6 separate regions of the Mus musculus genome follow, and all the other regions are linked to region 1. Evidence: chromatin loops called from intact Hi-C (ENCODE). Cell type or tissue: heart. All regions are shown on one strand. Region 1 holds the start of Hey1 (hairy/enhancer-of-split related with YRPW motif 1). Region 2 has its middle 30 kb from the start of Gm32496. Region 3 overlaps 4930539M17Rik (RIKEN cDNA 4930539M17 gene). Region 4 has its middle 23 kb from the start of Gm32496. Region 5 overlaps Mrps28 (mitochondrial ribosomal protein S28). Region 6 overlaps Mrps28 (mitochondrial ribosomal protein S28).

Evidence for each region. Peaks named below come from ENCODE experiments on the same cell type or tissue, not always from the same donor. Only the 100,000 strongest peaks of a DNase experiment are listed, where the experiment ranks them.
Region 2: it touches region 1 in a loop (5-fold over the local background); 13 of 42 quality-filtered maps call a loop at or near these places.
Region 3: it touches region 1 in a loop (11-fold over the local background); 5 of 42 quality-filtered maps call a loop at or near these places.
Region 4: a loop joins it to region 1, with 4 times the contacts of the local background. A loop is called at or near these places in 13 of 42 quality-filtered maps.
Region 5: a loop joins it to region 1, with 6 times the contacts of the local background. A loop is called at or near these places in 28 of 42 quality-filtered maps.
Region 6: it touches region 1 in a loop (2.4-fold over the local background); 5 of 42 quality-filtered maps call a loop at or near these places.

What each region holds. Positions count from the first base shown.
Region 1 is chr3:8,662,698-8,667,697 of GRCm38, reverse strand. It overlaps Hey1 (hairy/enhancer-of-split related with YRPW motif 1), which reads left to right and starts at 660. Exons shown (of 5, transcript NM_010423.2): 1 at 660-916; 2 at 1,121-1,196; 3 at 1,343-1,426; 4 at 1,672-1,753; 5 at 2,634-4,339. The coding sequence starts at 828. The coding sequence ends at 3,202. It overlaps LOC115489673, which reads left to right. Exons shown (of 2, transcript XM_030252957.1): 1 at 1-474; 2 at 620-774. The coding sequence ends at 760. In heart, no CTCF peak of the experiment used is centred here; DNase peaks (open chromatin) are centred at 497 and 2,997; H3K4me3 peaks cover 4,556 bases; H3K27ac peaks cover 2,762 bases.
Region 2 is chr3:8,595,053-8,600,052 of GRCm38, reverse strand. No RefSeq gene overlaps it. Among named protein-coding and RNA genes, the nearest start is that of Gm32496, 30 kb to the left of the region's middle. In heart, no CTCF peak of the experiment used is centred here; a DNase peak (open chromatin) is centred at 4,542; H3K27me3 peaks cover 149 bases.
Region 3 is chr3:9,065,291-9,070,290 of GRCm38, reverse strand. It overlaps 4930539M17Rik (RIKEN cDNA 4930539M17 gene), which reads right to left. Exons shown (of 3, transcript NR_040597.1): 2 at 4,960-5,000. Among named protein-coding and RNA genes, the nearest start is that of 4930539M17Rik, 5.8 kb to the right of the region's middle. In heart, a CTCF peak has its summit at 3,024 (motif pointing right); no DNase peak of the experiment used is centred here.
Region 4 is chr3:8,602,220-8,607,219 of GRCm38, reverse strand. No RefSeq gene overlaps it. Among named protein-coding and RNA genes, the nearest start is that of Gm32496, 23 kb to the left of the region's middle. In heart, a CTCF peak has its summit at 2,658 (motif pointing right); no DNase peak of the experiment used is centred here.
Region 5 is chr3:8,914,311-8,919,310 of GRCm38, reverse strand. All of the region lies in intron 1 of Mrps28 (mitochondrial ribosomal protein S28), which reads left to right. Gm52601 (a long non-coding RNA gene) reads left to right here. Exons shown (of 2, transcript XR_003954436.1): 2 at 1-2,394. Among named protein-coding and RNA genes, the nearest start is that of Gm52601, 6.8 kb to the left of the region's middle. In heart, a CTCF peak has its summit at 2,777; no DNase peak of the experiment used is centred here.
Region 6 is chr3:8,848,118-8,853,117 of GRCm38, reverse strand. All of the region lies in intron 2 of Mrps28 (mitochondrial ribosomal protein S28), which reads left to right. Among named protein-coding and RNA genes, the nearest start is that of Gm52600, 50 kb to the left of the region's middle. In heart, a CTCF peak has its summit at 2,059; no DNase peak of the experiment used is centred here.

The DNA.
Region 1 (5,000 bases):
CAGCCGCGGGGCACCGGCAGCAGTGCAGAGAACGGGACGCGGGCGGTGGCTTCCGGGGCCCGCCGGCGCCCGGACTCCGATTACAGGTTCACACCAGGAGCCCGGCAGGCGCGCCCTCGTGCAGCCCGGCTCCCCCGCCTGGCTATTCTTCTCCATTCATGCAGCCGCCCAGAGCAGCCGCCCAGAGCAGCCGCCGCCGCCGCCGCCACCGTCGCCGCCGCCGTCGCCGTCCGTCCGGATTGGCTGGCGGCCGGGGCGCCGGCACTTTCCCACGGCCCGCGGCGCGTGCGGCTCACCGGCGGCGCTGCAGGCGCGGCCCTGGCACACGGCCAGGCCAATCCGGGCGCGCGGGGTGGGGCTGGGCGGGGCGGTGGCTATCGCCGGGCTGGTGTCCCGGGCCGGCCCCCCATTTCTGCCCGCCGCCGGCCCACCGCCGCCCGCGGCCCCCAGCCGAACTCCTGCGGAGCCGACGCACTGCCGCCGGGCAGGGGCGGGCTCCGGGGGCGGGGAGCAGCCAGCCTCGGCCTCCGCTCGTCCCGCCCCCATGCGGCTGCCAATCTGCGCAGCGAGGCGCCAATTGGCCGGGGCACGCGGTTACCCGGGAGCCGTGGCCCCGCCCCTGCCCCAACCTCTCCGCCTTCCCCGCCCTCCCCCTATCCATGGGAAGGGGCGCAGCGTGGGAAAGGGATGGTTGAGTTTTAACCGGAGACTGAGCGTGAGTGGGATCAGTGTGCACGCACCTCCCGCAGCCGAGCGCTGAGCGGCCACTGCAGTTAACTCCTCCTTGCCCGCCGCGCGACCCTCCTCGGAGCCCACGCTCCGCCACCATGAAGAGAGCTCACCCAGACTACAGCTCCTCAGATAGTGAGCTGGACGAGACCATCGAGGTGGAAAAGGAGAGCGCGGACGAGAATGGGTGAGTTGGCGGCGTCCGACCGATCCGGAGCGGGAGGAGAGGATGGGGTGCGCTGATGCTGGGTTCCCTTTGCCGGGAGTCGTGGGCCGGCAGCTGCTGGCTGGGAGCAATCGTCCCCGAGCCCTCCAGCTCAAGTTGCCAAAGAAATCTGGTGTAGGAGGGCTCTCCTTTCCTTTCTCAAGGCAATTGCTTCCCATCTTACAGAAACTTGAGTTCGGCGCTGTGTTCCATGTCCCCAACGACATCGTCCCAGGTTTTGGCCAGGAAAAGACGGAGAGGCGTGAGTACCCCCCCCCCCAATAATTTAAATATATATGCACATTGTTATATTAATTAATTAACTAACGGAAAGAACCACATTTCTTCTCGTTGGAATGTACAGTCATAACGTAAATGCCCTCCTTTGTTTTTGTCTGCTTCCCATAGATCATCGAGAAGCGCCGACGAGACCGAATCAATAACAGTTTGTCTGAGCTGAGAAGGCTGGTACCCAGTGCCTTTGAGAAGCAGGTAATGGAAGTATGAGAGCGCTGAGTGTAGCCATCGGCACCTTCTGATTCCCTCCCCTCCGTGCTTCTAACCTCATTTGTGCCAAGTCGTTGGATGTTCTTACACAAATTCCCACAGATTTTGTGGATATACGTGACTTTTGCTTTTTTTTTTACGTTTGTATTTTACATGTATGTATATTTGTGTGCATATTTTAAGTTCTCCAAAGGCACTTGTGTCAGATAAGCCTTTTGTCTTCTTTTTAGGGATCTGCTAAGCTAGAAAAAGCTGAGATCTTGCAGATGACTGTGGATCACCTGAAAATGCTGCACACTGCAGGAGGGAAAGGTATTCCTCTCCAGTTCAGCTGGGGCTTTGCGTGCTCGGCGTGGGGGGTGGGGGTGGTAGCAAGCGCAGTCTGGGATTGGTGCAGTCCCTGCCTGCTTTGCTTTGTGGGGTGGGGAGAGCAGTATGTGCTTGCCAGCCAAGTGCACCTTCAACAGCACATGGGTTCTTGAGCAGTGAATACATCACCCCAATCCTCTTTCAACTGAGCTAATGCACCTTTCAGCAAGCGCCTGTCTCCCGGAGCTCCTCCGGTTGTGACAGCCCTGATTTAGGTCAAGTCACTCATGTTTGTCTGTTGCTATTTAAGAAAGGATTGGGAAATGGCTTATTAAAAAGAACAACTAGATAGTCGGAATTTTATATACAGATTTAGAAAACGAACTGCCAAAAGAATTTGGAGGAAAGAGACATGTTGGGGCTAAATAGAGAGGAAAAAAAAATCTAACGGGGTGAGAGACTGAAGCCCGTGTCTGTCTCCAGCCACCAGATTCTTCACCAAGGACCAAGTGCCTAAAAGCTCCACGATGATAACTTACATCTGTGTGTCTAATGAATTTCACTGCTCTGTGGTTTCTCTGTCCTTGATGTATTTTTTGTTGTTGTTGAGGGAAAACATTAAAGGAGGGAACATAGTTTCATCTGCTGGTAGGGTATAATTCCAATTTCTGCTCAGCAGCTTCTAATTGGGCTTTGAACTTGCATTAGCAAACATATACTGTTGATTAATGCAAAGATTTTGGTCAGCTTCAAAATATTTGAGCTTCCAGGACCCATGATCTGTGCTGTAATCCTGTATGGAGTTGCCAGGAAGAACTTTGGAGTGGAAGAAATTCAGGAAATGAGCAGAGCCTTGAAGGTTTTCCTTTGTTTTTGTGCACAGGTTATTTTGACGCGCACGCCCTGGCTATGGACTATCGGAGTTTGGGGTTTCGGGAATGCCTGGCCGAAGTTGCCCGTTATCTGAGCATCATTGAAGGACTCGATGCCTCCGACCCGCTTCGCGTTCGCCTGGTCTCCCATCTCAACAACTACGCATCCCAGCGGGAAGCCGCGAGCGGCGCTCACGGTGGCCTCGGACACATTCCCTGGGGAAGTGCCTTCGGACATCACCCACACATCGCACACCCTCTGCTGCTGCCCCAGAATGGCCACGGGAACGCTGGCACCGCGGCGTCACCCACGGAGCCGCATCACCAGGGCAGGCTGGCTTCTGCCCATCCGGAGGCGCCGGCCTTGCGAGCGCCCCCTAGTGGCGGCTTGGGACCGGTGCTTCCCGTGGTGACCTCGGCCTCCAAACTGTCTCCACCGCTGCTCTCCTCTGTGGCCTCGCTCTCAGCCTTCCCCTTTTCCTTCAGCTCCTTCCACCTACTGAGCCCTTCGACACCCACGCAGGCAGCAAACCTTGGCAAGCCCTATAGACCTTGGGGGACAGAGATCGGAGCTTTCTAAAGAACTGATGCTGTAGAACAAGGGAGGGGAAAGCTTAAAATCCCAGGTGTGTTGGGACGGTTGTCAACACCACCCTAAAGTCGCCAGTAAGTCAGGAAAAAGGTACATTTTCAGATAATTTTTTTCTAAAGACTAAAAGTTTGTTGGTTTACTTTTCTCTTTAATTTTTTATCATGTCATGCATTAGCAGTTTTAAAAAATTAGTTGTTAATTTTTGTTTAAAAGATTCAATTGAGGTAGTGATTACGAACCAACACTTTGATCCGTTGTTTGTTCTGTGCCTCATTTATTTTGTAAACCTGTCTGTCTGAGAATGATTCCGTTTGCCTCAGCGTGGGGAATCTTAACATTAGTGTTTGGGGTCTGTTTCCTGGTGTGTATAAGTTGTAATCTTTTGAGGATTAATTTCGCACGCCACTATGCTCAATGTTAACACGATTTTGTTACTACTTTGATGGACCGAGGTGTTGTATAAGTGGTATTCTTTGGGGAGGGAGGGTCAGCAAAGCATTATATTTGCAAACAAAGCGTTGACAAATCAGATGCGCAGCTTTACTGGAGAGCACTGGCTCTCTCTCTGCCTCTCAGAGCAGTGAGGTGAAGGGAGAAAGGTGTCTGTGCCCTGAATCCAGATGACCAGCTACTGTGGCCTGCTTGGCTTTTCTCTTCTGATATTTCAGGTTTAGAAACAGCTGCTGGTAGTCTAGGTCCCCATTTGGAGCGTTGGCAGCAAGCAAGACAGTTATGTAGACCTTGCCTGCACTTGGCAGCCCTAAGCACTCTCAGTCTCACGGATTTCACCGTTCACCAGTGTCGACCTGCGTAAGCGATCGGAGTCTGAAAGTAGCTTGGTGCCTGTGAAACACAACCCGATTTTCCTAGAACTCCCATATTTTCTTTTAAGTGGAAATTTTTATGTTGTGTTTTCCTTTTGGTGCATGAAAATGTGGTTCTTGCAGTACTTAAAAGGGCTTCTCTGCCTTCTCATTCATTTTTAAAATTTTGATTTGGGCTCTAAAAGTATTGTTTTACAGGCTTACCCCTTTAGAAGGTATAATTTGAACAGCTCCTCTGAACTAGGTTTGACCTCTGTTGTATTGATGTGTTGTGACTAAATAAAAAGCAAAGAACAATATATGTACTGTGTCTGTCTTCCTGAGCCTGTGCTGGTTGGGAAATCTCCGGCTTCTTGGTTTTCGTTCTGCCCGATGCTTGGTTTTCGTCCTTTTCCCAGTTACATTATTCTTGGCATTCTAGGCCGTGCACATGTGTACATCTAGCAGAGTGACTTTGTTAGGCTGCAGAGCTCCGCTTGGCCTCCTGGGAGGGAATGGTAGCTTGTCTGATAGTCAATCAGGTGATCTGCCTCTCAACTGTCTCTGGGATCAGAGTTTGAATTCAGGCAGTTATTGGAAAGAACTTGAAAAAAATCACTTTAAGCTGTGGTTGATCATTTTATTAGTGCTGAACACACAGTGTGCACGGTTCTTAACTGACAAAAGAGACACTTCATGTTTCTATTTGCATTTGTTTTTATGGGAAAACAGGACTACAATGGCATTGTAGCTGAACCTGCAGAGAAGGCTTGGTGTGGCATCATGATGAGCAGTTGGCAGGCTGTAATTCTGCACCTGCACACTTCCAAGGAGTCGTCTCTTGTCTAATTTCTAAGGAATGCATTTAACCCTTGGGCCACACTGTGCTTCTGAGCTGTGTGTTAGGAAGCAGACATATGCTTTAAGTTAGAACAAAATGCTACCATGACAGAAGCAGTAATTGGCCACAGAAGAATGCCTTC
Region 2 (5,000 bases), 68 kb after region 1:
TTCTTTCTTCTCCCTACACGGTTCTACTGACTCTCAACAACCTGCCACCCAGTTCTTCTGCCCTTTGTTTTACTGGTGGAGCGTGAGCTGTGCCCTCTTAGCCTTTGGTTTTCCTCTCTTAGAGTGAAGAGTACATTCCAGCTGTCTGTCGTTCTCACGTCTGTATCTGTCTCAGACTCCAGCATCACCTACAGCCAGAGGAGTTCAGCCACCAGTCTGCAATCGCTCTTGGTCTTTCTTCATTACCTCTAGGACAACACGGACAACTAAACTGATCTTCACCCTTCCAATCCATTTCACCCCCACCAACTTCTCTGACTTTCTCAACCTCATTCCTTTTCTTGCACCTGCCCTTGACTGTTTGACTCATCCTTACCTCACCATGCCAGGTCAAGACCCATCTTTTCTTCCTGATCCCTGATGCTTCGATCCTCCACCCACCTCTTTGTGAGGAGCAGCTTCTTTCTTAAAGCTGTAAATTCTCTTTATTTTCTCATAGTTTTAAGATTTAAATCTGGGTTCCACATATGAAAGCAGACATTGAATATTTCTATTTCTGAGTCTGGCTTGTTTCACTTCCTGCAACTGATGCGATTCACTCTCCGTCATGGGTGGATGGCAACTCCACTGTGTCTCCCCCCCCCCCCTTTACTCTTTTATCCACTCAGAGGCAGCAAGGCTGTCTCTGTACCTCCACTATTGTGACAGGTGCCACGTGGACATGATTATGCAGGTATCCCTATTGTTGTCTTAGTGTGTGTTAAAGATGATTTTAACAGGCCAGGCTTAGAACATGGAGGCCTCAGATGGTAGGCATGGCGTTCTTAGAGTGAATGAATTGTTCTGAGGATATCACAAGAACAGCTAAGTTCACAAGGAGTAGAGATGTGCTTCCTAAGCCAGCCTGGCTTTCTGAGCACTCATCCTGTGTTTGCACCTGATGGCAGGAAAGTCTGTGACAAGTGCAGTTTGTTAGTACTTAGGGGACAGAGCAGGGCAGCCCTGGAAACAGGGTAGTGACAGAAGAAAATGCAGATGAGTGAGCTGTGAGGGCAGGTCCAGGGTTGGGGGAGCCAGGGACATGGGAGACCATGTAGGGAGTGGTAGAACACGCAGGCAGCACAGACGTCCACAACGTGCCAGCTGAGTAACATTTAGCACATTACTGAATAGCTATGCTTGCCTGTTCCCTCCTCTGTAGACAGCAGTAAGAATGGGGAGATCTGGGGTGATCGGAGGAACTGTGTAAAGCAGAGTGGGAAGGCAGCACAGTGTCAGCATGTCGCAAACACTAGCCGGCATCACTCCTGTCTACTGATGTCCAGTCCGCCTCTGTGCAGGATGCTGACTGTGGAGGCTCGTTTCACTGTGTGATGGGAGATGGCATCCCTTCCTCTTCACTCTAAGAATTATACTAACCTTCCATTTGTTTCCTTCATCTAGACTGCTCTGTCTTTTAACCCTGCATCACATCCCCCAAACCTGTGTCACATCCTCTCCCCACCGCACCTTTCCATTTTCATTAGGGCCCTGGGTTCGTTTTACTCAGGCTGGGCTCCTGCAGTGTCCTCATGACAGTGTTGACTTAAAAAAAAAAAAGAAAAAGAAAAAGAAAAAGAAAAAGAAAAAGAAAAAGAAAAAGAAAAAGAAAGAAAGAAAGAAAGAAAGAAAGAAAGAATAGGGCTGGGGAGGGCTGGGCAGCTGTGCAGTGGCCCCAGCTTGCTGAGTAAGCTCATGACTCAAGGTAGGATTCCCAGAACCCATATAAAAATCTGATACAGTAATGCATGGGAATTTGGAAATATTTCCCACATTTCTATGGGACTATGGGAAACAGAGACAGGAACAGCCCTGGAATCCAGGCTAGTTAGGCTATTACAGGTGCTGGTGAACAGTGAAAACTCTGCCTCAAAAGGTGTGGAAGCAAAGGACCGACACCCAAGGTCATTGTCTGTCGTCCACACACTGCTGTGACACGTGCTCCCCGCCATTCACACAGAGACCAGGGTCTTTATCTGCGTCCCTTTTAGGCTGTTGGTTGTTGTATCAGCTGAGACCATTTTCTACTACAAATTATTCTCTTCAACTATTAAAATACCTTTTCTCTCACACATATATGTTGTAGTCTTCTCTGATATATCCAGTGCTCTGTAGTGTAAAGTTGTTCTTAGGATCACAAAACCATCAGTTCCCATCCTTTGCTGGTCCCATCTCCTCCCATGGTAAATCAGTTTGACCCTGAGCCTGGGTGTGATTGACTACCAGGTCTGTTTCTGCCTCTGCCAAGCACGTATGAAAGTTCCTCCTACCTGGAAGATCCTTTCTCCAGTAGTTCAGTTAGAAGACACCAGTTTCCCCTACAGGGAGCTAGTAAAGTCCTGAGTCAATATGTATTGTTGACATGGATATTTCCCAGTCAAAGACTCTCAGCCCCATTGGAGTGGCAAAGCACCAGTTTTACCAGGGTGAGGCTCAGAAGAAGGGCAAAAGCTTTCTCAGGCCTGAGTTTGAGACTCTTGATAGAAAATGTTCACCGTAGCCACCCCCGAGACTGTTCCTACAGCATTGGCTAAGCCTACTTCCTTGTTCAGCTGTATGCAACAACCTTTCCTTCCTTCCTTCCTTCCTTCCTTCCTTCCTTCCTTCCTTCCTTCCTTCCTTCCTTCCTTCCTTCCTTCCTTCCTCCCTTCCTCCCTTCCTCCCTTCCTCCCTTCCTCCCTTCCTCCCTTCCTCCCTTCCTCCCTCCCTTCCTCCCTCCCTCCCTCCCTTCTTCCCTCCCTCCCTCTCTCCCTCCCTCCCTCCCTCTCTCCCTCCCTCCCTCCCTCCCCCCTCCCCTCCAGTTCAATAGTATATAATAAATTCACTGAGCTTCTGGGATGCTTCAGTTCCTCCATCAGAGAATCTAGCTTCTCCATGTCTGGGTATATGTCCTTTCTTCATTCCTTCACAGCCCAAGTTATGTCAATTCCTGAAGCCAAGCAAGGACATGGCATCTCTCACATAGCACCTTTTCTACTTTTCTTTTGAAAAATATTTTTGTTGCTATTATTATTAATTTTATTACGTTTGTGAGTGTGTAAAAATCAGAGGACAATTTTGTGAAGTGAGTTCTCTCTTTGCTTCACCATGTATGTTCTGAAGATCAAACTCAGGTTTGCCAGTGACTGACTTTATCCCCTGAGGCACTGCCAGCTCATGTCTAGCATCTTTCATTGAGCATCTCCCTATCAGATCAGGACACTTATGTTAGCGCCTCCATTATCATTTCTATCATTACTACACTCACATTAGAGACTGTCTATCTTCCTTACATGTATGTCTATCTTCCTTACGCGCGCGCGCGCGCGCGCGCGTGTGTGTGTGTGTGTGTGTGTGTGTGTATGTATGTATGTATGATCTAGGAATGAATTTTGGTTAATCTTGTTTGTCAGCTTAGCAGGTTCTGGATTCAGCTAAGAGACTCCTTTGGATGGGCATGCAAGGTTACTTTCCGGGAGAATTCAATAAGGGCAGTGGGCACCATCTTCTGGCAGACTCCCAGGTACAGACAGGTCTGTGGGGAGCAGTGCCCTCTTGTTCTCTTGGCTGTCTTGTGCCTCCCTGGGATCTCCCTTGATGCAGCAGCCACCACCCTTGGCTGCCATCGGAACCCAGCTGAAGACCAGTGATTTTCTAAGAACTGTTTGGGTGTTAGCACCAGATTAAAGATGTCATTCAGCTCCGAGGTCTGAGCAACTAGAGGTTCTCAGGCTCAAACAGCCATTGTGGGTAGTCTTTGCAAGATGGTCTAGGAAATCCCCTTCATCAGCAAGGCTCTGGGTTCTGTTCCTCTAGAGAACTCTAATTGCCCATCTTCTATCTTTAATTATCTAGTCATCTTCAATGTAGTAAAACACACACTCGCTCTCTCACACACACAGCATTACAAATAAATGATTTATTCAATGGTCTGCCAGGCCTTATGGCTTATTCATATCTCTGTCTTTTAACATAAGTGGCCCATTACTAGTAGCTGAGGAAATTAATACTTTTTAAATTTTTTTTAAAGAAGAGACAGTCTTACCCTGTGTCCCAGGCTGGTCAGGAAACCAAGCTCCTGCCTCAGTGCCCTGCGTCTGGGCTTGCAGGTGTGTGGTGCCAAGCTCTGCACCTCATCCCTGTCATCTACACTCTCATATCTCATCTCCACTGGGCACTTGGTGACCTGGTGATTCAGCGAACTCTTACTGTTAGTCTCTCTTATACTACTGCTCATATTTGTAAAAAGAATCCAATTCTAGTTTCTCAGGACAAGGAAGTGTGTTTCCATCGCTGTTCCTGCACATTTTACGCACGATGTTTAGTGAATAGCTGTTGATTGAATAACCAGGAAGCAAAGCCTGGGTCATTTCCTTCCAACTTTTATGGCATTTTACTTCCTGAAACAGTGTCTGGTTCCTCCTGCAAGATTATCTGAAGCTGTGGGACGCCCTCTTTGCTCCAATCAGGGCCTCTAGTTCTGACAGGAATCACATCCTTAGGTGTCTTGAATGACACACTCTGGAAAGCACCTGGTCACTGAGTTTTGCAAAGAAATGGCACTGTGCCAGGGCTTGCTCCCTCCTTCTAGCAGCAAGCAGCGAGGACTCTTTCCATTCTGCTAGCCAGCAGCAAGCAGCTCTGCTTTCCTCACTACCAAGCCAAAAAAAAAAAAAAAAAAAAAGGTAATTGCCTCTCATCTGTTTGAATAACCTAAGATGAAGCTAAATAAAGCTATTCAACAGGAAGGAAGCAGCATTTGGAAGTGCTCAAACAGCACAAATACCGAAGAGGAACCGGAAAATTCCTTTGCACCTATTATGAATACCTGCTAGGACCTATAGCCAAGTGACAGAGATGATAAATGACCAGGAAGTAAGGATTCAGTCTGGCAGATAAGGCTAATTGCAGAACTCTGAATATGAGTGCATCCCGCCTTCATAGATTTTAATCCCACTATCATTTTATCATCTTTGAGGGTT
Region 3 (5,000 bases), 400 kb before region 1:
CATGTTGCGAGCCATGCACAAGTGGTGAAAAGCTGCATGTTGCGAGCCATGCACAAGTGGTGAAAAGCTGCATGTTGCGAGCCATGCACAAGTGGTGAAAAGCTGCATGTTGCGAGCCATGCACAAGTGGTGAAAAGCTGCATGTTGCGAGCCATGCACAAGTGGTGAAAAGCTGCATGTTGCGAGCCATGCACAAGTGGTGAAAAGCTGCATGTTGCGAGCCATGCACAAGTGGTGAAAAGCTGCATGTTGCGAGCCATGCACAAGTGGTGGAAAGCTGCAGATTGCGAGCCATGCACAAGTGGTGGTTCTGCATAATTCTCTTCTCACGCATGCCCGTAGCTCCCACCTGCCCAGACAGCACCATCTGAATTTCTATAGAAAAGACATATTTTAAAACTCTGGTCCTTCCTTTTGCATTTCACTGTGCTCTAAAAAACTATATTTCCCTGAAAGGGTGTTAATTTCAGCTCAGGCGATAGCTGTCCCCAGCATGGACGCATGGGGACACTTACGGGAGACACAAACTGGATGAAGACAGAGCAGGTGTGACCTTAGAGAGCCGAGGGAGAGTCAGTGATTTTAATTGTTTTTGATATCTACTAATTTGTTTAGTGTGTGTGTGCGTGCGTGCGTGCATGTGTGTGCATGTGTGTGTGTGCGTGTGCGTGTGCGTGTGCGTGTGTGTGTGTGTGTGTGTGTGGTGTGTGTGTGTGAGATATGGTGCACATGTGGAGGTCAGATCAACTTAAAGAAGCTGATTTAACCCTTTCATTGTATGGGTCCTGGGGATTAAACTCAGGTCATCAGGCTGGATCCCAAGTGTCTTTACCCACTGAGCCATCCTGCCAGCCCTTGCACAGTCTTTATATGTAGTAAAGAGCCAGGGGGGCAGCTTGACTTTGATTGTGAGGCTGTAAGACTGGGAATGTGGAGAGAAAGGCAGTGAAAATCTGAGCCATCTCACCGGCCCCAGTAAAATCATTTTGATTGTGAACTTTTGTGGGAAATGGGTGGAGAATTAGAAACAAACAGTCCTTGCAGGTGCTGGTAAAGAGCACAGGGGCTTACAGGACAGAGCCAGTGCAGCCAGGGAGCCAGGGATTGATTGATTGATTGATTGACTGACTGACTGACTGACTTACTTACCGTCTCTTACCTATTCCTGGGTAGCTAGCATTTGTGTGAAAATTCAGAGATGAGAAAGGATTAGATACTGAATTACAAAATGAAGACAAAGAATGCAAATGAAAATACATGTAGTAAAACTAGATGAAGGAGGAGTGAAAATATTTAAATACAATAGGAAAATCTCAAAGTTTTTTTTTAATTTTGATAGGCTTTCATATAGTTTAGACTGACTTCAAGCTTGCTTTGTAGCTGAGGCTGTATTTGAACTCCCAACCCTCCTTTCTCCAAATCCCAAGTGATTACAGGAATTACCACCTTACCCAGCTTAGAAAAGGACACTTTAGCCGGCCGTGGTGGCGCACACCTTTAATCCCAGCACTTGGGAGGCAGAGGCAGGCAGATTTCTGAGTTCGAGGTCTACAAAGTGAGTTCCAGGACAGCCAGGGCTATACATAGAAACCCTGTCTCAAAAACAAAGAAAAAGAAAGAAAGAAAGAAAGAAAGAAAGAAAGAAAGAAAGAAAGAGAGAGAGAGAGAGAGAGAGTGAGAGAGAGAGAGAGAGTGAGAGAGAGAGAGAGTGAGAGAGAGAGAGAGAGAGAGAGAGAGGGAGGGAGAGAGAGAAAGAAGAGAAGAGAAGAGAAGAGAAGAGAAGAGAAGAGAAGAGAAGAGAAGAAAAGGATACTTTTAAAGAAGGAAATAGGAAATGTCAAGTAGGCACAGGAACACGGAAAATAAAAACCTATCAAACAAACAATTGTAGTTAAGAAAAGGGCAGAGCCAGGTGTGGTGGCTCACAGCAGTGACACTGTGCTTGGAATTAGAGGCAGGAGCTTCAAGACCATTGTCAGTTACACAGTAAGTCCAAGGCCAGTCTGACAATTTGAGATGCTAACTCAAAATAGCAAAAATCAAACAAGGAAACAAAACAGACATCGGGCAGTTTCGAGGGGACAAATCACAAAAGCAAAAATTGCATATTGAGACTTAAAGGACAGCTCGGCTGCCTCACAAGCTCAAAGAGCAGAGTTCAAACCCCAGAACCCGACGTAGAAAAATGGCGGGCATAGTGAGATTATGAACCCAGTGCTGGGGAGGTGGACACAGGACGATCCTTCGAGCCTAGCTAAACTGGTGTGCTTCAGCCAATGAAAGATCTATCTCAAAGGAAAATGGTGAGATTTCGGAAGAATAACGTGTTCTCTCTCTCTCTCCCTCTCCCTCTCCCTCCCCCTCCCCCTCCCCTCCCCCTCTCAAATTAGAAATAAAGAAATTTTTTTTTCAGAAATAAACCCAGGGCTGGAAGTGTGGCCCAGCGGGAATGCCAGTGCTTGCATGCGTGGGCTCTGTGCTTAGTTTCCAGCTCCAGAGCCAATCATTCACTTATATGCCCTGCAAGCACCTTCCGCTGTACTGACTTGCCTCCCGGTTTATCTTTTCCCTGTATGCCTGCTCTCTTCCTTACAGCAAGTGACAATATCCTGGATTTGTCTCTCATCTTTTCTCTCATCTTTGTTACCCATTTGAAGCCTCCTCTAACCCTCCGTATCAATGTTACTGACATTCTCTCTCACAGTGAAACCCTGATGGAAAGAAAGGGGACGAGACCCAGAAGGAAACAAACATCTCCAAAGACCAATGGCAGTGGATAGTGGTTTTGTTTGTGGTAGGGCCTGACTATGCAGCCCAGGTTTGCTTTGAACTTAGGATCCTCCTGCCTAAACCTCCTTAGTGATGGGATTACTGCCTCAACCAAGACATCTAGCTTAAGACTCCATTTTTCCTGACTCTGAATCTCAGGGCCAGCGACAGAGCACAGAAGAGACCTGTCAAACGTGGCCTCTTTCTCGCGCGCGGTAAAGAGCCAGGCAACCTAGAAGGAGGTTTCTGAGACTTTGCCGGCAGGGGGCGATGCGGCGCCACCAGTTTCCAGGGAGCGCCTGGAAGGCAGACATTGAAAAAGGAGTTCCTACGCATTAAATATTGGAAGAAGTGGAGGGCTACAGGCAGGAGGCTTGATATTACAAACAATTACCTGGGGCAGGATTGGTTAGACTCTACAAAGGTTAGGACATAGTTAATAACCACATTTTTAAAATGCAGCTGTAAAGAAAAATGAAATCATGATACAGAAAAATCGATGTAAGCAGAAATCCTTATGTTAAGCAAGAGCAAGCCAGACTCAGAAAGAATGTGCGTTTTCTGAAACACAGAACAGAAATTTAAAATTATGTGTGTGTACATATATGTATGTGCCATCTATGTTTGTTTGCAAGCCATTAAACTAGAGAGGGGAAGCAGAGAGGAGAGGCTGAGCCCATAAAGGCAAGCAACTGAGAGATGAAGAAAGGATAACGGATATATGTAAAGAGAAAGCGAGGCTTCGGCTGGCTGAGGGAAGAACGGAACCAATGGTGGAGAGAGGGGAAAATAAGAACAGACCATGGTATCTATGAGTGAAGATATCATGGTGAACCCCGGTATTTTGTATGTTTACCTAAACAACAATAACAGCAATGGTTGTCTCTGACACTGGCCAACTTGGCGCTGTATGGTGCTGACTGGTAGCAGCCTGCTTGAGACTCAAATCATACTCTCCTTTAGCGGCAGCCTTTAGCAGCAGCCCCCCTTCCCCTCCCAGGATAGCACAGCCCGGGAATTCAGAGATGCCATTTGCATGTGATGGCCTAGTATTACAGATGAAGCTGGCCCATAAATGACACCACAGTTCACCACAGAATCCCTTCCAGAGCTTTCCAGAACATTTCTGAAAGCAATACAGAGAAAGAGCTTTCATTTTCTTTTTTTTCTTTTCTTTCTTTCTTTTTTGTTTTGTGTTTGTTTATTTGTTTGTTTGTTTCGAGACAGGGTTTCTCTGTGTAGCTCTGGCTGTCCTGGAACTCACTCTGTAGACCAGGCTGGCTTCGAACTCAGAAATTCGCCTGCCTCCCAAGTGCTGGGATTAAAGGCATTCGCCACCATGCCCGGCTGAGCTTTCATTTTCTAATTGCCTTTTGCAGTGATATTTTTGGTGCTGTGCCCTTTAAGGGAGCAGTGCCCAGGTCTTGGGAATTGTTTCCTGAAGTGGCAACCTGCTGAGCCTCTGAGTCCCTGTTTGTAAATGCCAGCTGCCTGCCAGATGTAGCACGCTATCTTAGACATACAAAGTATTGCATTATTTATGTTATGTATTTTACTGATTATGTCACATTTTAGGCTAACATATCTGCCATGCATACTAACTGCATCTCTTACTTCAAGTATAAGGATGCTCTTCCCTGGTAAGCCTCTCTCACTTTGAACCTCAGCACCAGAGATGTACATGTGCATCTAAAGTCTGACAGTGAATTCTTTTCCTTCCCTGCTAACGCCAAAGCTAAGCTGAGAAACGTGTGTCTCTGCACTCCGTTCCAGCTGGTGCTACCAGCATCCCTGAAGCCAGAGGATCAATGTGGCTGTGGAGACCTGGAGACAGGAGGTGATGGCCAGCCCGAGGAAGTCGATGGGGGAGGGGAGGGGAGAAGAGGAAAAAGAAAAAGAAGAAGAGGAGGAGGAAAAGGAGGAGGAGGAGAAAAATAAAGAGAAAGCGAAAAGGAAAAAGAAGAAGAAAGCAAACAAAACAAAGCCTATTGTGCTTGTGTTAGAACTCCATCATGGTAGAGGGTGGAGATTCAGGGAGAGACCCTGCGTTAAGGGAACGCCCCGGCGAGTGAGGAGACCGGACACCAGACATCCCCTCTATGCTTTCGTGCTCACAGTGCACCCACACCACACACCAAACAACAAACAAATACATTTAAGTCTAAAGTAAAACACGGGTTGAGGGTGTACCTTAGTGTTAGGTAGGCTGCTTGCCTACCATGAGTGAAGCC
Region 4 (5,000 bases), 60 kb after region 1:
AAAAAGATTTCTATGCTTGCTTTGTCTTCTTTATTCTATGTTCATGTCTTTTTTTTTTCTATTTCTCTTCTTTCTCTCTTAAAATATTTCTTAATATATCCAATGCTGGAAAAGTTATTTCATTGCCGATAAGGTGCCTGCATAATGACCCTTCCACTTCAAATGTCTTAATTAGTTGCTACTTGGTTCCTTTATTTTATTTTTTTTGCTGTCTTTGTTTTGGTCACATCAAGGTTTATGGCTCCATGGAATATAAAATTGCCTTTCAATTGTATTAATTTCTTTTATGCTACCCACTACCTTGGAACTCATATTTGATAGGCAAGAAAGGTAATTTGACAATGGAGTAAAGAGAGCTACGGCACACACTTGTAAGCCCAGTGCTTTGGGAGGCCGAGACAGGAGGGTTGTGAGCTCAAGGACAGCCTCCGCTACATAGTAAGACTTTGTTAAAAAAAAAAAATCAAGAGACAAGGCAAACTATTAAAAAGTGAATAGAACCATTCAAGGTGACCAGCAGTAGTTCTTGAAATCAAGTGGTTTGCATAATAAATTCTGATACTCTCCAATGCCTGACCCTGCTCCTCACATACTCCTCACATACCCAGGGCACAAACTTGGCTAATGATATGAAACTTGTTGATATGAAGTTACCATAATTTTATTATTACCTACCAGAAAAAAACATTTTTATATCGCTACTGAAAACTTCTGGAGAGTCCCATCTGGGGTTCTACATGTTGCTGGAGACATCAGGGCTCCCTCTCATGATTCTTCCTATTGAAATACGAATTCGAGATTATAATATCATTTATATATAATTTTCCCTTTCCTTCCCTCCTCCACTGCTCCTTGTACCCCCACCTTGCTCTTTCAAATTCATGACCTTTTTTTGTTAATTATTGCATGTGTGTGTGCGCGCGCGCACACACACACACACACACACACACACACACACTCCTGAATACATAACTACAACTTGGTATTGGATAACTGATTGGCGTGTTCTTTCCCACGGAGGATATTTCTTCTGCTCTCTGCTTTCCTTAGTTGTTTATAGCTGTTTGTTAGGGCCGAGGCCTCGGGAGCTCTCCTCCTTCCATATCACCATGTTTATTGGAGTCGTATTTTTTAAATGTTTATTGGAATGTATTCAACCCAAGTTGTTGAAACGTTATGGATGTAGCTTCTGCCATTTCTAGGAGAAACTTCATGATCCTCCAGCTCGTCCCACCCTTCTGCTCCTCTCCCATTGTGACCCCTGAGGAGGTGTTGTGTTACAGGTATATCAGTTTGGTTGAGGCTCCATGACTTTTGGTCATTTGTGATTTTCTGTAACAGTCTCTGTTGCAAAGAGAAATTTCCTTAAGGGGGAGTGAAAACTAATCTGCATGAGAGCAAACATTTAAACTGATATTATGCTAGTTTAGCAAAGTGGTGACTGTGGGTTCTCCTCAAGATCTATCATTAGCCCTGGGTACTTAGTCAGGTTTTCAGTACCAGGTGTGAGTTCTCTCTTGTTGATTGTGTTTTAAGTCAACTCAGAGAGCTGCTGGTTACCCTTGGTCTGTATGCCACTACTGTATACCCTTAGGATAATTATGGTGTCTTGGTCGTCGTTGTGGCTCGTAGACATCATGACTCTACTGTGGTTCATAGGTATTATAGTCGTGTAGGAGTGTTGGTTGCTTCCCTCTTTTGGAATCTTGGTACCATGGAAGCTAGTGTGAGGCTGTGGACCATGCTACCAGTCAGAAAACCTGGAAGATGGAGCCGATTCAGTAACCCCAGCAATCTACTCCTGGCCAGGTTTCTGTCCTGGAACATGTGACCACAACATGCCATGGAGAGGACTGTGACAATCAGTCACTGTAGGGACAACACCCAAATTCCTTCGACATGCAGATGAGGCATCCCTAACATCTCAGACCAAGCCAACAGAAAACATCTACCTTTAGACCCCAATGCACCCCAAAATGTTTATAAGATCCTACTCATAAGGAATAAAGTTACCAAAGACCATGTGAGAGTGACTGTGTTTTATTTTTATTTATTTTAAACTGTAACACCCTAAGGGATGAGTGTTTTCTCCTGAAGTTTCGTTGCAACTTCCTGCTCGGTGGTCATGACCTTGGCTCCTAGCTGCCCGCTGCATCTGGCTGCCTGCCTCCTGCCACCAACTCCGGGGGAGCTGTGGCTGCAGAAGAGGCCTGACAACCCTCCTTGCTCCTGTTCCCCCTCAGAGAGCTGCAATTCTTCTGCTGTTCTGGCTTTACCTAAGTCCTGCAATCCCTGTGGAAAGCACCCAGTATGCAGACCCGAAACAGTGTGTCCAAAGTACAGGGCTGCCATGTCTGGTCTCAGTGGGAGAGGATATGCCTAGACCTGTAGTGATTTGAGGTTCCAGGGTGGGTTGGTATGGTTGGGGGGAGAGCTCCCTCTTTTCAGAGGTGAAGGGGAGGGGTGGTGGAGAGAGGGGTTTGTATGTGTGTGTGGGGGGGCGGGGCAGAGGAAAGGAGGGCTGCGACCAAGATTTAATGTGAATGATAAATAAATAAATGAAATAAATAAAAAGGTAGTCAAATAAAACTAGTAACACCTTTAAAATGAAAAAAATAAAGACGCACGGCATCTTCAACAGTAGCCGTACCTCCCACCTCTAGGGGGCAGCAGCAATAGCCTGTAATATTTTGGGACTCTCTTGAACAGTGCAGACCAACAACTCAAAAGAGAGCATGTGTCTGAAGTTGGGAATTTTGTTAGATGGTCTATGGCTCCTGGGGGCGGGAGAGCATGAAAATTTCTCTCTCTCTCTCTCTCTCTCTCTCTCTCTCTCTCTCTCTCTCATGAAATGGGGCAGACCTCAGCAGGGTCATATGGTTTTATCAGCCATGAAACCAGGGCTGTATATTGTGGGAAGGAGAAGTACATTATCCCATTAAAGGATATCCCATCTCTTTAGCATGTCTTAAGGTGAGACAACCTTCCCGAGGTTGCCTCTACCTGCTGATAGACAAGTCTAGCTATATTAACTCTTATATTTTTGATAACTTAGAGTGTCAGGTCTCTTCCCAAGGCCAGAGGTAGGTTCTATTCTTTGAGCAGAGGGAGTAGCTCTTTTAATGGGCCTCACCAGCACCCGGATCAAGGCTACTTTAAGGTCATCTTCACCACTATTACCACCAACATCACTACCCAAAGGAACCAAAAGAAAAATGCTAACCATACCCTCTCCCCACTTAAACAAAAATCTTACGTCTTCCACTAGGAATTACATAACAGCATAATTAAAGTATACTATGCAGTTAATGAATAATTAACAACAGAATAATTAAACTATAGTATACTCTGAAAATAAATGAGAAGCTTAGGTAAGCAAATCTCTCTTGGATTAATTTTGAGAGTTTACCTGGAAGAGCATTACAGTTGTGTAATATATTGAGCCCACTAAATTTTAAAACTAGAAAACAAAGAGAATTCTTATCGTATGCAGGCTTCAAGCACCTAACTACTAGTTTGGACAATATTTTTAGATGCATTATCAAGTTTTAGAGTCTCGTGGTTGTTACTGTCTTTTTCTCTGTAGAATATTCTAGAAATCTTTCAGGTGGGAATACCTAATATGTAGCAGCCTTGAATGAGTCTCAGGTGTGTGGTCTTGCACCAGAAACACGGCGGCAGTGAGCTGCCGGAAGAATCTGGCCGTGCAGGGAGAACACCAGGAGACCAGGGATTCAGGAACTTACTCTCCTACTGCTCGAGGAAACAATGCTCGGAACACCTGCCTCTCAGCACCTCTGTCATCTGTGGATGTTCATGCTTAGCTCTTCAACAGGCCCGGAGGAGCTTGTGGTAAAACTGTTAGGATCATTTGTTACGCAGAAGCAATGAAAAGAAAGATGGTTGCCCATCTGAAGCTGGTGTCCTTGGCTTTGCTTGGGCATTGTGTCTTGTGTGCACACTCACTGCACACAGGTTTCTTTGGCTAGGGCAGGTCACCTTTGGCCTTGGCCTTTGTGCATTACATCCTTTCATACAAAGAGTGACTACTACAGCCATCAGGATTTTCTAACAGCTCTGACAGGCCAGCAGCTTTTGGCAAGTGTGTTGTGTATTTATTTTTAGTCACTTAGACACAGTAGCAGGCTTATCACACCACGAAGTGATGAGGGTAGGATGGCCTGTGCTCTAAATCATTTTCTTGGTCATATTCCCAGGCAGTCACTTCCCTGGGAGTGGGATCAGGCAGCCGGGGTTGTACTTTGTACCAAGAAATTCTCACCCAGTATAGACAAAAGCTAAAGTGTCACCATGATTGTTTCTGGGGAAGACCGTGTTCTATTCAGAGGGCAAAGAGCTGAGACAGAGAGAGAGGCGTTATCTCCTGAAGGCATGGGGGCTCTTGTGGCAGACAGGAACAGAAGTTACCATGAACCACCTCTTCAGAGACAGACTTCTACTTCTACTTGGGTCCAGTGAGGCTAATTTTGACTCATGTTGAGTCCTCTGTCCCACTTTTTACAGTGAGAGGAAGCACTCCCCACTTTAGCCTCCTTCCTGGTGGTCCCCTGAGAACCTTTTCCGAGCGAGTCTTCTGCAGTGTAGACATTTGATGGGCGAGCTGTGTGCCAGGCCAGGGTGGAGGTGGGAAGGTTGCACTGTTCTCTGAACTAAGCTGCCTTCCCTGGGAAACTGAACTTCTCTAAGAATTTAGTACTGAAGACAGGACAGGGTTCCTCCTAAATGGGAGAATAGTACAGAAAATGTTTCAATGTTAAACCAAAACCCAAAACCTTGTAGCTGGAGAGGTGAGTCAGTAGGTACGAGCACTTACTGTGCAAGCAAGTTTTCCAGCACGCACATAAAAAGCCAGGACTGGTTCTGATTGCTTGTAACCATAGTGATAGGGCAGGGCAGGGTAGGCGGAGGCAGGAGGATCACTAGGCCTCGTTGGCCATCTGCCTAGCCAAACTCCAGCAAGACCCAGGTTCTGTGAGAGA
Region 5 (5,000 bases), 250 kb before region 1:
CCTGGAGCCAGAAAGCAGAGGGAGATGAGTGATATTCGCAGCTCTCCTTCTCATTTTCCATTTTTCTGAATGGACCTGTGGGGTAGTGCCGCCCACATTCAGGGTGAGCTTTCTCCTTTGCGTCTGGAAACACCCTCACATACAGGAGATGTGTCTCTTCCATGATTCTACTGTCTAGTTGGGCTGACAATGGAGACTAAGTATCAGGTTTACCAAGTGGATGTACGGATAAGTAGTACACAGTCACACAGGGACTTGAGTTGTTACTGCTTGTGACAACTCACAAGCCGTTACACACATAGGATAGGTTGGGCTCTTAGTTAAATGTGCTTGTCCATCATAGTAATTGAGCAGAAATGATGTTAGAATAGCTAGGAAGCTCAAAATACCCCGCGAGCTTTAAGTTTAGTATTTGCTGGAAGTTTTGCTGCGTTCCTTTCTTAACATTTGTGGTGAGGCACAGAAGCAGTTGTTAGGGATTGCTAGGGATTTAGTTTGTGAGCAAAATCTCACATCACTTTTTAGAGTTGGGTTTAATTAATTGAAAAATACCCTGAAATTAGAAGATGAAGAAGTACTGTGTGATCAGGACTTTTAAAAAAGTTTATTTACAAAGTATAAAAGTAACATTGACTTAAAAAGCACAGGAAGGTATCATTCCCAAGGATTATATATATATATATAATACATAATATAATACATATAATTATACATATATATATATATATATAAACCACAACATATATATCATTAAAAACACAGTTGGCTTGTGTTGTAGATAGATACAGTTTGCAGTTACATCCCTGCAAAACACTATACTTCTTGGATTCACAAAGTCTTGGCCTAAATTCTTGGTTTTGTTTTGTTTACTAGGTATATTTAAAATTTTAAAAAGTTTTCATGTGCATGTTTGCACGTTTGCATGCTCAGGAGAGCAGATGATTCTCTGGACTGGAGTGTAGATGATTGTGTGCCGCTTTGTGGGTGCTAGGAATTGAACCCAGTGTTCTTAACTACTGAGCCATCTTTCTAGCTGTATTTTTTGAAAAACTACTACATATCTGTTTTCTCCTTTTCCTTTTATTATAAAAGAAAGCTGAGCCATGAGACTATTGCAGGGTTAAACAATTCATTATTTAAAGCACTTGAAAGTAGCCCTTGCCAGTAAACATAACGTAGTTTAGTTGTTACTACTGAAAATTGCTATATTTACCTAAGTGTAATTTTGAGTCTTTCCTTATTGCCTCATATGTTCACTGTATACACAGTATTAACAATTCTGCTAATATTTTATATTATGGTTATATATATATTTATAACTTACTTAAATAGAAAAGGCCTGCCTTGCAAATGCTCAGGTTGATAATGCTACGGTGGGCGTTTGTAACTTTGTGCTTATGAAAGCAAATGTAGAGGGTGTCCACTGGGAGAAAGCCTCACACAGCTCACCTCTGACAGGTCTACTGTGCCTGTCCAGATGACCTCCCAGGGACTGTGCTGTGACGTCCGTCTTCTTACCACCTCACCCCGTTTTCATCATGTGTGTATTTGCTCTTACTGGTCTGCATTGCTGGGGGTGGAACTCAGGGCCTAACACATGCCTGTGCAAGTGCCTGCTGCTGAACTCTAGTTTCTTGATGTCAGGTGACTAAACCAACCTTCAGGAATTGGGAACTGGGATTGATATTCCTCATCCCTGATATTAAGTCAAAGTTGCTGATGTTTGTATATTTTACTTGATAAATAAGCTATAAGATATACTTGTAGTCACAAAAATTACACTTCTAGCATGCATATTGGGGTTTAGGTAAGAGTTCATTAGTAAGATGGTTTATGCTTGATTTCCTCTGAAGATGAACATTGCTGTTTCCTAAATGAAGCTCTTTCCCCTGAGATGGGTTTCCCATGATTCACTGAGGGACTCACTCGTCTACCCTTAGTGAGCCTACCAACTGTATGAAACACCTTTGAACGGTCTGGGCTTTGCTTCACCACTGTCTTATAGTACGCTGACCATTCTGTAGTTTCATGAAGTCATTTCTGAGCCCATTTTGTCTTTGTAGTTACAACTCTTGGAAAAAGCAAGGTTAGGATTATTGCATGAATCCATACATGTGTGTAAGAATATATGTTGACTTAAATTGTAATAAAACTTAGTTTGATGGTTGAGTAATTATGCAAAAAATAGCAACTCAGATGCCTATTTTTGGATTTGAAAATATGTATATGTAGTAATGAAATTTCAAGTGATACACACTAACTTTTTTTTTTTAGCATATATTACATTAGTCTTAAAAATAATGGGTTTCCCTGTTGGATTTTCATATATGCTAAGAAGTCAGAATTGATCCACATAATTTTTTTGTCCTAATTTTGTGGGTGTTACTATATAAAGCAAACTTGGATCTAAAGGACCTGTGGGTTCTATGGTTACTTGTGTGTTCATGTGGCCACATCTTTTCCCAGCTTTGATGCTGCTATTTTTTCAGTTATTGAGCATAAGGGCCAAATACTATTCATTATTGTGGTCAACAGAGCTCATTCTGCTATATGAGGAACGGGTAGACATCTGCTGAAGATAGTTCTGTACATGTATTTTTCTGTCTCTTTTTCCTTTGTGGGGTAGGGCATCACAGCCTGACCTTGCCAGTGATAAATTGTTGTATCTGAGTGACATCCCAGTCTTTCCCTCCTGAATTCTAAATCTCTCTTATGTCAACTTAGACACTATGACTTTATAGCATTGGGGACGGTTAAGTTTATAACCCATGTTAACTGCCCACAGATGGCAGTGTTGAGCAAAGAATGGTTTTTTTTTTTTTTTTTTTTGGTGTTCTGTGGCTAGTACTGCTGCTTCCTTACACTAGAGGGCGTCCTGTCCCTCCCTCTTCAGCACGGTCAGAGAGTGGTTTGCACAGTAGACCACCCTCTGCTTTAGAGTATTGAGAATACTGACACTATAGGACACTTGGTAGTTTTACAAATTTTCAAAATATCTAAGATGGATTTCATACAAATTTTAAGTATTTTTACTTTCTTGTTAAAATTTCTCTCTCCCTCTATCCTTCCCTGCCTTCCTTTTTTCTTTTTAATTTAAAATTACTTAGCTATGTGTGGTGGCATAAGCCTTTAATCCCAGCACTCTTTGTGAGTTCAAGGCCAGCATGGTCTGCATAGAGAGTTCCAGCATAGCCAGGAGTCTGAAGAGAGACCCAGTTTCAAAAGACCAACCAACCAAACCAAACCACACCAACCAACCAAACCAAACCACACCAACCAAACAACACCAAACCACACCAACCAACCAAACCAAACCACACCAACCAACCAAACCAAACCACACCAACCAACCAAACCAAACCACACCAACCAACCAAACCAAACCACACCAACCAACCAAACCAAACCACACCAACCAACCAAACCAAACCACACCAACCAACCAAACCAAACCACACCAACCAAACAAACCAAACCACACCAACCAACCAAACCAAACCACACCAACCAACCAAACCAAACCACACCAACCAACCAAACCAAACAACCAACCAACCAAACCAAACCACACCAACCAACCAAACCAAACAACCAACCAAACAACACCAACCAATCCAACCAAAACAACAGAAGTTTGTTTAATATACACAAGTGTCTTGCCTGCATGTTTGTGTGTATATGGTGTGGATGCTGGGAATGGAACCTGGGTCCTCTACAAGCGCTCTTAACCACTGTGCAATCTCTCCAGTCCATGATAAAAGATTTAAATTAGTCATTGAGTTTTTTATGAATACCAAAGGATTTGTTTCAATATAAAAGAAGAAATGATCTTATTTTATATGTTTTATATAAATGTAATAAAATCATGTGCTTCATTCTATTTATTTATTTATTTAGTTAGTTAGTTCTGGTTTTTTGAGACATGGTTTCTCTGTGTAGCCCTGGCTGTCCTGGAACTCACTTTGTAGATTAGGCTGGCCTCGAACTCAGAAATCCACCTGCCTCTGCCTCCGGAATGCTGGGATTAAAGGCATGTGCCACCACTGCCCAGCTATGTGCTTCATTCTTACCCTTCCAGTTTTTTTCTTCCCAGTTTCCTATTGAACACATGACAAATCATTGATATCTTAGAAATTATTAAGTTTGTAAAGGAATGTTAAAATATAGTTCTGATTTTATGCCATCCCCTTTTCTTTACATTGTAGAATTCTGAAATAGTTACTAAGAGTTAATAATAATTTTTTTCTGAAACATTCATTTCTACAGTGAAAATTGTCAAAAGGCAATGAAATAGTAAATTGAAGTAGATAGACTTCACAAGGGAGCAAGCTTTTCTTTTTTTTAAATCATGTGCTACCACCACCTGCACTTTATTGTTTTTTAGATTTATTTATTATCTGTAAGTATACTGTAGCTGTCTCCAGACACTCCAGAAGTGGGCGTCAGATCTCATTACGGATGGTTGCGAGCCACTATGTGGTTGCTGGGATTTGAACTCAGGACCTTAGGAAGAGCAGTCAGCACTCTTAACCACTGAGCCATCTCTACAGCCCCGGGAGTAAGCTTTTATCAATACTTAAAATTTGGTTAAAAGTAGTCCATTTTCACAAAGGAAAGCTAGTTAGCATGTGCTATATTTGAAGGGTAATCATATGATCTGACCCATTTAGCTCCATTTCGACTTTCAGCTTGGACTTAGTTTCTCTGATTGTAGGTCTTTATTAGCACCCATGTTTTGCTCAGAAATAATTGCTACCTTCTTTTAATGTCTTTGGGTTTTTTTCCTTCTAAGTGTTACATTAAAATTTCATTTTTTGTTCATATTGTTTTCAGGCTGTGATTATAGCCTTCTCACTTTTTAAAAAATTAGCGTTAAGTAACAGGAAATAAAAGAAACTAATCAGATTTGAGCAGAACCTGATTTATAGGCTTTGGGGACTGAGTCAGTGTGGGTTTTGCCTTCTTTTTGAGGATGGTGAGCCTGACTGTTGGTAGTGTGG
Region 6 (5,000 bases), 190 kb before region 1:
TGTCCTTATGAGTTTTGCATTTTATCTGTTGGTGCTTCCTGCCTTAAGATTGATTAGTAGGGTTTATTATCTGACCAATAGGGTTTCGCAGATCTGATTTAGTGTCTACATGGTGTACTTCTGCAGCTTGCGTTGTTTAAAGTATGATTCTTACAAGCAGTGTCTCATTAGTCTTTGTCTGTCCCATCTGCCAGTCCATGTCTTTTCATTGGAATACTTACTTAGTCCTTTGAAATTTTGTGTAACTTTACTGTATTTGTGTTTAAATTAGCCACCTTACCATTTGCTTTTCCCTCTTTCTCTATTATTAAACATATTAAGCAGGAATAATTTCTAGCAACTTGGAATATTTAAGCAGAGGACCTTTCTATTGTAAACTTTATATGCCCCAGTACAGGGGATCGCCAGGGCCAAGAAGTGGGAGTGGGTGGGTAAGGGAGCAGGGCAGGGGGAGGGTATAGGGAAATTTCGGGATAGCATTTGAAATTTAAATAAAGAAAATATCTAATAAAAAAAAAAGCAGAGGACCTTTCTCTAAGGGTCTAAGGCTTTGGTGTAAAAAAAGATTTGCTATGTATCTTCTATTATATTTTCAAGAAAGAAAAGTATAAACATAGGCAAATTTTACTTTAATTAGGATTTGAATTAAATGTATCATAGAAAACTGTAAGAAAAAAAAAATGAAAGGGTGGCCCTTCTTATGCTCCAGTCTCCAGCCTGGGAACAAGTCGCACAAGGAGGGGCAGAGAAGACTGTCTCCATCAGGTTCCGTCAGCTTCTGCTATTGAACGTCATCCCCTGGGGTCAGGGGCACCATGTGTCCCTCAGTCCTGTAGACCTTCTGGATTCCATGTCCAGTCTTGGCAGGTGCACAGCTTAGAGGGGGAGATTGGGGGTTTCCACTCAGAAGGCAGAAAGGTGGGCGGTACCATCTGGGTCTGCTTGCTCTTAGAGAAACAGAAGGAGCTCTGGACTATCGCTATGCAGGAGCTATGACTGTAGCTGTAGCTGGTCTATTTTAAAGAATTGGCTCACACCATTGTTGGGGCTGGCAAGTCTGAATTATGTAGGGCATGATAGCAGGCTGGAAGTGTAGCAAGAGTGGATACTCAAGTTTTGAGACAGAATTTCTTCTTTCTGCAGGAAACCATGCATTTTCCTTAGTCTTACAGCTTACTAAATGATACCTGTTGTAAGATTGAGAGTAACTATAGATGTTATACCCTGCAGAGTAAGTGTACAGTAATGCTAGACCTGTGATTAAATTACCAGGTACCATAGCCTAGCCAGTTGATACATGAGATTTACCATCATACCATCCACAACAATGCAGATGAGGCAGCAGAGCCACAGAGAGGTCGGTGTTGTGCATTGCAGAGCTGGCTATGAGGGAGAACATCTGCTCTTGAGGAGCAGTAGCCTGTGGTGTGGAGCTGTGTGTGCTCACAGGAGGAATCCACAGCATACTGTCGTGCCCTGTCACCCTCCAAACACACAAGGGGAGGTAGAGAGACAAGTAGCCAGGCTGCCCAGGGGGTTCTACATAGAACGGGACTACTGTGCAAATAGCCACTCAAGAATTCAAAGTGAATTTAATGCACTAATAACTAGTGCGTCTCCGTTGTGCTTCTCTAAGCCTGTGGTCTTTGTCCTTTTGTTGTTGTTTAATTGCACAAGTTTATGAGTTAAAGATGTAATACATATATAAAATGTGTAATGAATGGTCTTTATTTCTACCTCTTAATCTCTCTCAAAATGCATAGAAAATGTGCCTTTTCTGTCTCATTTTCTACTTTATTTCTCATCTTTCCTAGGAGAAATTTGAATAGTCACTTTTTATTCAGTTCATATAAGTCATGCAATGACTGTTTATTATTAAATTCTCAGATAGGGGCAATCAATTATATTGCAGCTAGCTGTATTCTGTCACTGTGACCTAAACTATGCCCGTATAGCCCTGTAAGAGCAGACTTCATTCTAAGTCCAGAAGACATCCCGCCTGTGACAGCTTCACACTAGTGGAACTGGAGGTTCACTGCCCTCTATGGTGGTGACAAGAACTACATATGCTTGGTTCCCGAATGCTCCCAACTAGAGCGGGGTCTGAAAGGCAAGAGAGGTCTGCAACCCGCTGAGCTCCACAGCTGCTGCCTGCTGTCTTAACTGTGAGAGCACCTTTCTGACAGGTTCTCAGACTCAGCTCTGAGTCAGAGCAGGATTAGCACAGGAACCCACTCTGCACTGACAGCTGCTCTGTTAGTCAGTGCGCTGACTTCAGCTGCATGGCTTCTCGTGAATGTTTAGTTAATTTTCTCACTACCAAACGTTATCTCTTTTAAAAAGCTATCATCACATGCTTTCACTGGTTTAATTTTTTTACCTTAAGAGATTGTGAGTTTTCACAAAATCACCAATATTTCTGTTTCCAACCTGCTCTTGGATGCTTTTACCTAGCACAGATTTGTCAAACTTAGCAAATTGTAAATGCTGCTGAGCATGCTTCTTCTTCTCACCAGCACCAAGGACTAGATGAGCGACTGTATAAGTACACAGTTCTCAGGAGAGGCATACACAGCCTACTGTTTGGCTATGGGTGCTTGAATCTTTTGGATGTGTAAGACCCACCCTCTGATGAAGCCTTCAGCAGTCACTAGGAGGAGATTGCCTCAGTAGCTCAGACACCTCTTTCTCTGTTGCTGTGTCGTCTCTGCAGGCTATCCTATCATGTGAGGCTTCAGTTCTTTGGGGAATACAGATCTCAAGAAGAGCATTTCTGTCATCATATGAGAACTGTTTGATGCCATTCTCCTGCAAACTATTGCCATATCCCTACCTCCAGTGCCAAACTGCCCTCTCTTTCTCTCCATCAGCGTAGGGTGCAGGTCAGTGACGATGCCATATTTGAAGGCAGAGAAGGAAGTAGGCTTACTAGAAAGAGCTTTCTTTCCATAGCCTCTCTTTCTCTGTCAGACAGGATCATCTAAGTCTGTTGAATAAAATGGTTTCTGTCTGTCATAGGAAAATGACTGAAAAGGATCTATTTTGGAATGAGGGGTTTTTGAATGGCTTGATTTTTAAAAAATAGGATCAAGTCCACTTGGAGCCTTTTGGGGACAGACAGACGTGCAGTCAAAACATCTACACACAAATAAAATAAAAGTTAGGCATTATATGCAGAGCTGACAGTCCCACACTCAGAAAAGGAACCATCTCTTTCTTATGTATCCTTTAAGGAAGAAAAATTTCTCACAAGTTTCTCTGAACATGATTCCTTTATAGATTGTTATGCAGGTGTGAGTATGATTGGTCCAGACACCTCGCAACCTGCCTGGGTTGAACCTTGTGCATGCGAGGCAGGCACTGGATGGAGAACCAAGCTGTATCCCAGGCCCCTTTGTTCTTTTTATTTGAGCTAAGATCTCACTAAGTTGCCCAGGTGGGCCTTGAATTTATAGGCTTGTGCCTTCAGGACTGTAATTTAAGGGCTCCAATGCCACTTTTTATAAAGTACAAAAGTACCAGGTTATTGATTTTCTTTTTTGCCTATATTCTTGAAACTGATACATGAAGACCATTATGAATTTTCAACCTGAAATGATGCCTTTACAACAGAAGCTTGTCACATAAATAAAAAAGATCTATTTTATAGATCTATAATTAATGATTTACTGGTTATTATTTCTACCCTACTTTGTAAAAGCTATCTGTAGAAAATTTAGAAATTATACAAGAACAAAAGGAAGAAAGAAATTCACATTGTTCAGAGGTGAACTGGGAAGATGTGATAGCGTGTTGCATTTTGGAGACTTGTTTTTCAAGTGGGAAGAGATGTTTTGTTTTAGTTTATAATAGGTGATTGGGGAAAGTCCAGACAAACTCTGAACTTGCAGTTCTCCTGCCTCCTGCTCTTTGGGTGCTGGACTTAGTGGCATGGTCACTATATCTGCCTGGATGATATGTTTAATTGCTAGCTCTAATTTGGTGAACTCAGTTTTCTTTCTGTAAGATTTTAAACCTTAGAGTGAACATTAAATTCTATTGCAGTTAAGTAAGTCAGACTCCTTAGGCTAGGAGGATCGGGGTGGGGGGGAGTTGAATAACCCCCACTCCCACCCCATAGGCTCATATGTTTACACGCTTAGTCCTTAGTTGATAATTTGTTTGGGAAGGGCTAGGAGGTGTGGCCTTGTTGGAGGAGCTATGTCGCTGGGTGTGGGCTTTGAGATTTCAAAAGCCCATGATAGGTCCACTGTGTACCTACACCTCCGTCTGTCTCTGTCTCTGTCTCTGTCTCTGTCTCTGTCTCTGTCTTTGTCTTTCCCCCTTGCCCGACTTTTGGCATGTAAAGCTCCCAGCTACTACTTAAATGCCATACCTGTCTGTTCCCCACCAGGATGATAATGGACTAAGCATTTGAACCTGTTAGCAGGCCCTTATTTAAATGCCTTCCTTTATAAGTAGCCTTGGACATGGTATCTCTTCACAGCAGTCGATCAGTAAGACAGAGGTCATTTATACTTTCACTGGTACAGTTAGTTAGTATCAAAGGGAACGATTATATAGATCCACTTCTTTGCCTTAAGCATAAGGTGTTAATGTTCAAGACTGTTATACAACGTAGCATGTCCATGTAGACTGTCATGAGCGGGTGAGATGTGGGTAGAGACTCTCACCATACAAGCCTGGCCACCTGATTTCAGTTCCCCAGCTTTCCACTCCTTCTCCACTCACATGCTCTTTTCCTTTTCTGTAATCCATCCGTGCTGCTGCCCATGTACTCGTGGTGTGGAGCTATGCACCAGATTGTTGTCAGCCTCCCAGGGCCACTCTGAAAGGAAACCGACTCTCCTTCTTCAGAAGCCATCAGTTGTTAGTAGCTTCTCAGCATGCATGGAAGCTCAGAAGCCCTTCCCTCTTTCACACTGCCATGTTGGCTGACTTGGTCTTATGCAGCTCTCATGTAGGCTGTCACAGTGCTGCAGTTATGAGTGGGCCTGTCA